3 separate regions of the Homo sapiens genome follow, and all the other regions are linked to region 3. The links are chromatin contacts, found by Hi-C or POLR2A ChIA-PET in ENCODE. All regions are on one chromosome and are shown on one strand. Each heading gives the region's core, a stretch centred on a gene start or an enhancer-like site at or near the end of the contact. The rest is flanking DNA. Distances are from core to core; before and after follow the strand shown. Region 1 has its middle 38 kb from the start of USP3. Region 2 has its middle 17 kb from the start of USP3. Region 3 overlaps DAPK2 (death associated protein kinase 2).

The links. A loop is a pair of places that touch in the nucleus more often than their neighbours do. ChIA-PET counts read pairs that join two places held with the same protein, here RNA polymerase II (POLR2A). Pooled maps may share reads with other maps.
Region 1: a pooled map shows a loop between it and region 3 (3-fold over the local background). The contact joins two enhancer-like sites. A Hi-C loop is called at or near these places in 1 of 168 maps with a recorded cell type or tissue (CD8-positive, alpha-beta T cell), 1 of 37 single-sample maps with no recorded cell type and 10 of 50 pooled maps. POLR2A ChIA-PET finds 5 or more read pairs at or near these places in 1 of 52 experiments (activated T-cell).
Region 2: a loop to region 3 is called in a pooled map, with 4 times the contacts of the local background. The contact joins two enhancer-like sites. A Hi-C loop is called at or near these places in 1 of 168 maps with a recorded cell type or tissue (CD8-positive, alpha-beta T cell), 1 of 37 single-sample maps with no recorded cell type and 9 of 50 pooled maps. POLR2A ChIA-PET finds 5 or more read pairs at or near these places in 1 of 52 experiments (activated T-cell).

What each region holds. Positions count from the first base shown.
Region 1 is chr15:63,465,742-63,468,441 of GRCh38, reverse strand. No RefSeq gene overlaps it. Among named protein-coding and RNA genes, the nearest start is that of USP3, 38 kb to the left of the region's middle. Within about 2 kb of position 1,446, at least 3 of the 41 ENCODE cell types and tissues checked have a DNase peak (open chromatin) inside an H3K27ac peak, as active enhancers do.
Region 2 is chr15:63,486,259-63,488,989 of GRCh38, reverse strand. No RefSeq gene overlaps it. Among named protein-coding and RNA genes, the nearest start is that of USP3, 17 kb to the left of the region's middle. RefSeq lists enhancers at 1,570-1,639, 1,670-1,719. Within about 2 kb of position 1,474, at least 10 of the 41 ENCODE cell types and tissues checked have a DNase peak (open chromatin) inside an H3K27ac peak, as active enhancers do.
Region 3 is chr15:64,008,474-64,011,173 of GRCh38, reverse strand. The region is part of intron 2 of DAPK2 (death associated protein kinase 2); the gene reads left to right. Among named protein-coding and RNA genes, the nearest start is that of DAPK2, 37 kb to the left of the region's middle. RefSeq lists enhancers at 1-35, 893-982 and a silencer at 1,353-1,412. Within about 2 kb of position 1,298, at least 16 of the 41 ENCODE cell types and tissues checked have a DNase peak (open chromatin) inside an H3K27ac peak, as active enhancers do.

The sequences.
Region 1 (2,700 bases), core at 197-2,696, 540 kb after region 3:
AAGCATTTGGTCATCAGAAGAGTAGGCAAGTGAACAAAATTGCAACTTTTTTTTTTTTGAGACGGAGTCTCACTCTGTCGCCCAGGCTGGAGTGCAGCGGCGTGATCTCGGCTCACTGCAAGCTCCGCCTCCCGGGTTCATGCCATTCTCCTGCCTCAGCTTCCTGAGTAGTTGGGACTACAGGTGCCCGCCACCACGCCCAGCTAATTTTTTGTATTTTTAGTAGAGATGGGGTTTCATCGTGTTAGCCAGGATGGTCTCAATCTCCTGACCTGGTGATCCTCCCGCCTCAGCCTCCCAAAGTGCAGGGATTACAGGTGTGAGCCACCGTGCAACTTTCTTTTAAGAAGGAAATAGGGGAAAGGTTGTTAAATAGGCTACTGACAAAATTTTTCAAATCTCCCCTCTCCTAGTTTACCAAATATTTAGACTCTGTGGCTTCTTAGAAACTCTTGTTTATACAAATAAAATTTGCCTCACTGCTATTCCTTGTATTAATTTCTGCTTCTTTTTACTTACCGTTAAGTCACATAATGTCTTTCTTTATATATTCCTATATCTTGTCCCATTCCAAAATAAGGTCGCTTTTCCATGAGTATACAGAATCTTAGCCAGGGGAGGTTTAAAAAATATCTAATAACTAGTACTAAGATGTTCATTGACCACTGCTTCATGTGGGATCCTGGAGGCTGCTGGGCCAGGCATTTACTATTTAGTTGCTAGATCAGGGGGAGTTCAGGAGGATCCCAGTAGAGGGGCAAGGGAGGCTTGGAGGACACTCTGGCTCTACTATTTACCAGTTGGTATGAAAATACTTATTTTAACAACTAGTATAACAGTCCCCACGTGACAGGCTGGACGTCGGTGCTAATCTGCATGACAGCCATTTCCAGTGTGAGTATAATGACCACGGCACAATTTTCCCCACGGTCGGGCATCTGGGCTGCCTCTGGTTTTAACTGCAGTATCAAGCTCAGTTCTACACAACTCTATATGTGCTTTTGTTTCATTTTTATATTTTATAAACTTATTTATAAATATGTATTTCATATTTTGTTTCCTTGGAACATATTTCCCAAAGTGGTATTCCAAGGTCAAAGGGTTTGATCAATTTTATAATTTGACATGGTGATTTTTAAAAGCATTTAACCATGGGTTCAGAAACATCCTTGCCCATTTTTTCACAGACTCCTGTTGCTGGAGAGCTGGCAGGCAGTACGGTATGGTGGAAGGAGGGTGGGTGCTGGGTAAGGAGAGCGGGGCTCGGGTCTGGGCAGTGTTTCTCTACTAGGAGTGGGGGACTTGGCAGTGTCTTAGCCTCTGTGAAGCTTGGTTTCCCCAGCTGTGAAATGTGAAACGTGGGAGGTGCCATCTCTCCCAGCATCAGGCACAGCAGGCATCAGTTGCCTACATCTGTTCCTGATCTTGGCCTGAGGCCCTGGCCATCCTTGTCACACCCTCACCCTGGCCCACCTTTGTGGAGGGTAGGCTGAGTAACTTGACTTGAACAATTAACTGTCAAAGTGTCAAGGAAGGTGTGGGTTCTGCACCATAAGGAGGTGTGTAGACTGCCATCTTCTGGTGCAAAATGTTAGTGTCCAGATGATTTAGGGATCAAGCTACTCTCCCTTGTGTCCCCATGAAGATCTGTCCCCCCCGGGGGAAGCTGCAAGAGAAGGGGCGGGGGGGTTCTCCCAACACAGGCTGGCCCTAGAGTCTGGTACTTTAAGGTGATGTCCTCCTTCTGCCAGTGACACTGAGAGAGAGGAAGATGCTGGGTTTTGAAAGCCTGCTTGTAAATGAAGGTGCTTTTTGAGACTGTGGAGGTGATGGCAAGAAGGATCTTTGTGAAAACAGGAGGTCTATATCAGCAATTTACTAAACCGGTTCAGAGAGGCTGACAGCAGTGGTCAATCAGTCCACAAATATTTACAGAGCGCCTACCATGTGGCAGACACATGCTCTGGCAAACGCTGTTGAAAGAGACAGGCAGGGTTCCTGCTCTCATTGTCTAGTGGGAAACATTGGTGATAAGGTTAATTCTTTTTCAACTGATATGCTTTCTTTTATTTAGTTGGAGATAAACAGAAAATTAAAAGTAATTTAAACCATACTATTTTGCCTCTCAAACACTACAGCCAATTTTATTTCAATACCTTCCAGCCCTTTCAGATGCGTATGCACACTTTTAGCAGAGCTATAATCATAATGCCTATGTGATCCTGAAGTTTGTTGTATTTGACTGATAATAAACATCTCTACACTGCTATCAATCTGCACAGTTATCCTTATTGCTGTATAAGAGGCAAATGTGTGGCTGTATCAAAATCTATATAGCAATTCCCTCAAGTTTAGTATTTTTTTTTTTTTGCTACAATAGATATTGTTGATGTTGACTTCTTTATGGAGGCTTTTTTTTTTTTTTGAGATGGAGTCTCGCTCTGTCGCCCAGGCTGGAGTACGTTGGTGTGATCTCGGCTCACGGCAACCTCCAACTCCCGTGTTCAAGCTATTCTCCTGCATCAGCCTCCTGAGTAGCTGGGACTACAGGAGCCCGCCATCACCCCTGGCTAATTTTTGTATTTTTAGTAGAGACGGGGTTTCACCATGTTGGCCAGGCTGGTCTCGAACTCCTGACCTCAGGTGATCTTCCTGCTTTGGCTTCACAAAGTGCTGGGATTACAGGCGTGAGCCACTGTG
Region 2 (2,731 bases), core at 225-2,724, 520 kb after region 3:
CTTCCTTCCTCCCAAAAAAGGAATTGTGAGAATTACAATTTACAACCTAATATTTTAAAAGTCTTGTGCCATGTAAAGTGTAAATGACGAAGACTGAGAAACCATGACCTGAACTTTATAATGCAATGAAATAAAGTTTACCACACTCTGACGTGTCTGACAATATGCATGAGGATTGTGTAGCTGGGCATGACCAACAATTCTCATAAAACACTGTGATTGGTATTACTTGAAACAGCCAAACTGGCCTCTGTCAGATGCTTGGGGAAGGGAGGCGGGAACTGGATGGGGTGTGTGTGGCTCTGTTGGCCTCAGAAGACCCCTGGATCCATAACCCAGGTATGCCACTTTGCTGGCAGAGAAGGCCAGGACCTGGGAGCTCCGAGGACCTCCGGCTGACAGATTTGCAGCCTCCAAGTGGGGCTGGTGCTGCACAGGCTTCACAAAGGAGCTTTTTACCACAACAGGAACGGCACGAACACCCCAAACTCTGCTTTCCTTCCCTTCCCAGCCTTCTAGATATGGAGAGTTCATAAGGATACTGCCTGAAATGTCATCAATAAAAATGTGTTGGGCAGCAGAACGATTGCCTTTGAGAGGGCTAGAGGAGAGAATATTCATTCACACAACAAATGTTTATTGAGAATCTACTATATGCCAAGCATAAGGGAGGTCCTGTGCATACATGGTGTCATTTCCTTGCATCAGCCTGATGAAGATGCTATTAGACCCCACTATACAGATAATGAAACAGGCTGGGAAATGTTAAGTTAGTGACACTGAGTCACACATTTAAGTAAGTGGTGGTAGTGGGGAGGGAGGTGGAAAGGGAGGGAGGAGGGACTCAAACACAGCCCCATCAGAGGTGGAGAGCCTCTCTTCCCACATTGCGCATTGCACAACAGCAGAGGTTTCCAGACTTCATGCTTACAGCCTTTGTGACCATCAGCAGCTACTCTGGGTCTCGGTCTCCTTGTTTATAAAAATAAAGTGCTTGAATGGCTCACACCTGCAATCCCAGCACTTTGGGAGGCCAAGGCAGTCGGATCACTTGAGGTCAGGAGTTTGAGACCAGCCTGGCCAACATGGCAAACCCCACCTCTACTAAAAATAGAAAAATTAGCCAGGCGCGGTGGCGGGCACCTGTAATCCCAGCTACTTGGGAGGCCGAGGCAGGAAAATCGCTTGAACCTGGGAGGCAGAGGTGGCAGTGAGCCGAGATCGCACCACTGCACTCCAGCCTGGGCGACAGATCGAGACTCCATCTCAAAAAAAATAATAATAAAATAATAAAATAAAGTGCTTGAGAAAATACGTTTCCCAAGTGTCCCAGCGCTGGGTTCTTTGTCACAGTGTTTCCTCTTCTTGCCTTTTTCCCCACTGTGATCCCTTTTCGGTGATCCTCTTCTTGCCTTTGTAAAAGCTCTGCGGGACCAATTCTCTCGGGCCTTCCGCGCAGAGCTCTCCCAGGGACTCCGGTCTCTCCCCAGCTCGCCCCCTAGGGGACACAGGTGGTGCTGCGTGAGTCCGGGCTCCCAGTGAGAGTCCATGCAATTGTCAGACCAAGTCAACATAATCACCGGTTTGAATTCAACTTCAATTGCTGCTTTACCTTTTAAAAAAACATGGATCTAGAAAATATTCAGCTCTTCCCACATTCACCAGGGCAATGCTGCTGAAACATTTAATGACGGGGAGTATTTGTAGCCCGAAGACCTACTGTTTCTGTGAGTCATATTTAAAAATGGGATTACATGTTTACTTCCTACACCTCAGTTTCTTTTAGGTCCTGTGAGACTACTGATTGATCCAATGCTGATTTTGCAGGGATGCCAAACTGTGATTATAAAACAATATATTTGTCTCTACTTGGTTATTTTTATTAAAATAATCAATTTTTATTAGGTAATATATACATGTGGCACAATATCCAAAAATCACTAAGAGGTTTTCAGTAATTATCATATGACCCAGCAGTTGCACTCCTGGGGATATACCCAAAAGAACTGAAAAACAGGTGTTCAAACAAAAACTTGTATACAAATGTTCACAGCAGCACTTTGCATGATACCCAAAAGGCAGAAACAAACCAAATGTCATCAACTGACAAATAAACAAAATGTGGTTTCTCTATACAATGGAATATTATTCAGCCATAAAAGGGAAAGAAGTACTGATACGTTCTACAATATGGATGGACCTTGAAAGCATTATGCTAACTGAAAAAAGTCAGACATAAAAGGCCACATATTATATCATTTCATTTGTATGAAATATCTTGAATAGGCAAATCCGAAGAGACAGAAAGCACATGAGTAGTTGCTGGGCCAGAGGTAGGAAGGAATAGGAAGTACTAATGAGCATTGAGTCTCCTTTTGGGTGATGAAATGTTCTGAAACTGGATGCTGGTGGTGGTTGCATGACATTATGAATGTACTGTATCATACACCTTAAAATAGTTAAAATAATACATTTTATGTTATGTGTATTTTACCACAGTAAAACAAATAGTACTCTATCTTTCCAGAAATGATGATGATTATTATTATTTTGAGATGGAGTTTTGCTCTTGTTGCCCAGGCTGGAGTGCAATGGCGTGATCTCAGCTCACCACAACCTCTGCCTCCCGGGTTCAAGCGATTCTCCTGCCTCAGCCTCCGGAGTAGCTGGGATTACAGGCGTGCACCACCATGCCCGGCTAATTTTGTATTTTTAGTAGAGACGGGGTTTC
Region 3 (2,700 bases), core at 49-2,548:
GCCAATCCTCCACCTGTGTTTTTTCCACTCCAACCTGAGCTGTTGATCCTGATCCTTTGCATATGGCTTTATCTGTTCCATTGTCCTGCCTTTATGCTAATCTGGAGGGTTCAGATTGGGTGCCTACCATGAGTGGGGCCCTCTGCCAAGTAGCTCTGGGTCTGTGTTGTTGCTATGTCCCCAGACAGGAGACCACAGAATGAGTCAGCCACCTCCACATGGGGTTGCTGGTGCCCTGCAGATTCTGCCCCAAGACTGACGGCTTCCCTGTGAACCCTCTTGTGATGCGGTCAGGACATGCATCAACAGTTTATAAACAAGATTACAGGAAGCTCGGCTGCTGTTCTACACACAAACCCACCCCACCCACTGACATGCAGAGCTGGGACAGGTGCTGAAGAATGAGTCCATGGGAAGCTTGTCTTCATGAATGGGATAAAACCCAAGCTGGTAGCAGACTGACCCATTGTTTTCCGAAGTGGGGATGGGTAGACAAATGAGAGACCAAAACTGCAGTAGGGGCTCAGAACAATTAAAGTGCCAACTCTGAAAATCAAGACATTAAGGCAGGCGGGTGGGGACTTTGCCTGAAGTGGTCAGCTGGGATTTGGGAGTGATGAGAAATAACTGGTTTGAGGCTGAGAGACAAATGTAGGGATCATCATCACATTGAAAAAGCCAAGAATGCGGATCCCCATGCCTATACCTATGCTGATAACTTCTTGCTCCTGAAAACTGTAGTTGGGAAAGTTGGCAGAGGACACTAAGCAGTCAATACTGTTGTTATATTATTACTATTGTTATTGAGAGTAGTAGTAAACAGAAAGACATAAGTTAAAAATGATATTTATAGGCCGTCTTTAGAGATAGAAGAAACTGAACCTTCTGGCATACCAGGATATTCCTGTTGCGTGAGAACTCGTGGTTCTCAAACTTTGGTGGGCATTAGAATCCTCAGAGGGCTTATCAAACCACAGATGCTGGGCCCCACCCCCAGAGTTCCTGACTCTGTGGGTCTGAGCTTAGGGCCTGATAATTTGCATTTCTGACAGGTTCCCAGATGATCCTGATCTTACTGGTCTCGGGTCACACTTTGAGAAACACTGGTTTATACCATCAGGTGCTACAGAGAACTCAGTTTGTTTCAGTGGCATAGGTTTACAATTCTAAGGCCCTTTGACAAACCCTCTTACCCACAGCCCAACTGTGCTGGCTGCCTAGAACAAGCCTTTGTGCCACTGGAAACTGCTTTTGTCGTTACTCATCATGACTGTGTTTCAGATTTTTAGTGCTAACCACCTCGAAGTCTTGAGCTGCTGTAAGGTGCCTCTCTTACAGTGGGTGTGGTGGGTCACACAGATGAAGTGTAAGACATTGCCCTGCCCTTAACAGATTAACCTAATTTAGGGGCGGGGGGAAAGGCAAACACAGTAAAGAAATGAGCATAAAGAGACAATTAAGTGTACTGAACTTTAGGAGCTAACATATTCCAAGGTGAGGATTCCTGGGGGGTGGCATGGTCAGGGAAGACTTCCAGGAGGAGCTGGAACTTGAACTTAAAACAGGAGTAGCATTTGGGTAGGCAGACGACCTCCTAGTTTAGGCAAATAGGGCTAGCAGAAACCCAGAGGTGGAAATGAGTGTGTTGGGGTGTGTCTGCTGGGAAGCAGAGTACATTTGGGCAAGTAGAATGAGGCTAGGTGGTGAAAGGCCCCTGGGGCCTGGCCAAGGAGCTCAGGCTTGATGGGAAGGAGAAAATAATCTTGAGCAGAGAACATGATGATGTCTGCGTTGTAGGACAATATACTGGGGAATGTGGGGTGTGGATTGGGTGTGTGGGTGGAGGGCTGAAGACAGCAACACTGATCAGGAAGCTGTACTAAGTGTTGGTCTGTAAAAGTCTAGCTCAGGAGGATGGCAGGTAATGAAGAGATACTAGCCCAAGTCCATTCAGAAAACATGCACTGCAGATCTACTGTGTATCCACTGTAGTTGGTGCCTGGGGGTACAAGGCTGGACAATTACAGTCTACTAAGGGAGAATAATATATAGAGAATTTCAGTAAAATGGGCTGAATCCCATGATGGAGGTATGCACAGGAGGTGAAAATAGAGGAGGGCCTCATGTCCAGGACACCTTGAGGGAAGGATCAGCTGTGACAATAAATTCTGGCCAACTTTCCTATGCCTCCTTTAAACAAAGAGGTCTTATGTTTGCAGACTGAAAAGGGGATCCTACCCTTTCCTCCCCTGTCATCTGTAAGGCCCTTGGTGATGCTGCAGCTCTGTGGCCTGTCCCTCAAGTACACCCTTGATTGGATGACAGCAGTGCACTGCTCTGTTGGTTAGGGATGTCTATGCAGGTGTTTCTTCTCATTTTCTTACTTTTAAAACACAGGAAATTTTAAAAGGAAAAGTTTCACTCAACTATTTGTTATCCTCATGCACTTTTGCATCTGTGTTCTCTAATACAAAAATTGAATCAAACCATACATATCATTTGTGCATGTTCACTTATTATTTTATAAACATGTCCCTTATGATGTTCATACTTGCTATTTTAATGTTTATATAATTGTCTATTGCATCCAGAACATCTGATTGCCAAAGCTGTTCCTTAGTGGAGAATGCTTAGCTTGTTTCCAGCTTTTTCTTGTCTATGAAACTATGTTCTTTCATTTGAAGTCTCTCTAGAGGCCAA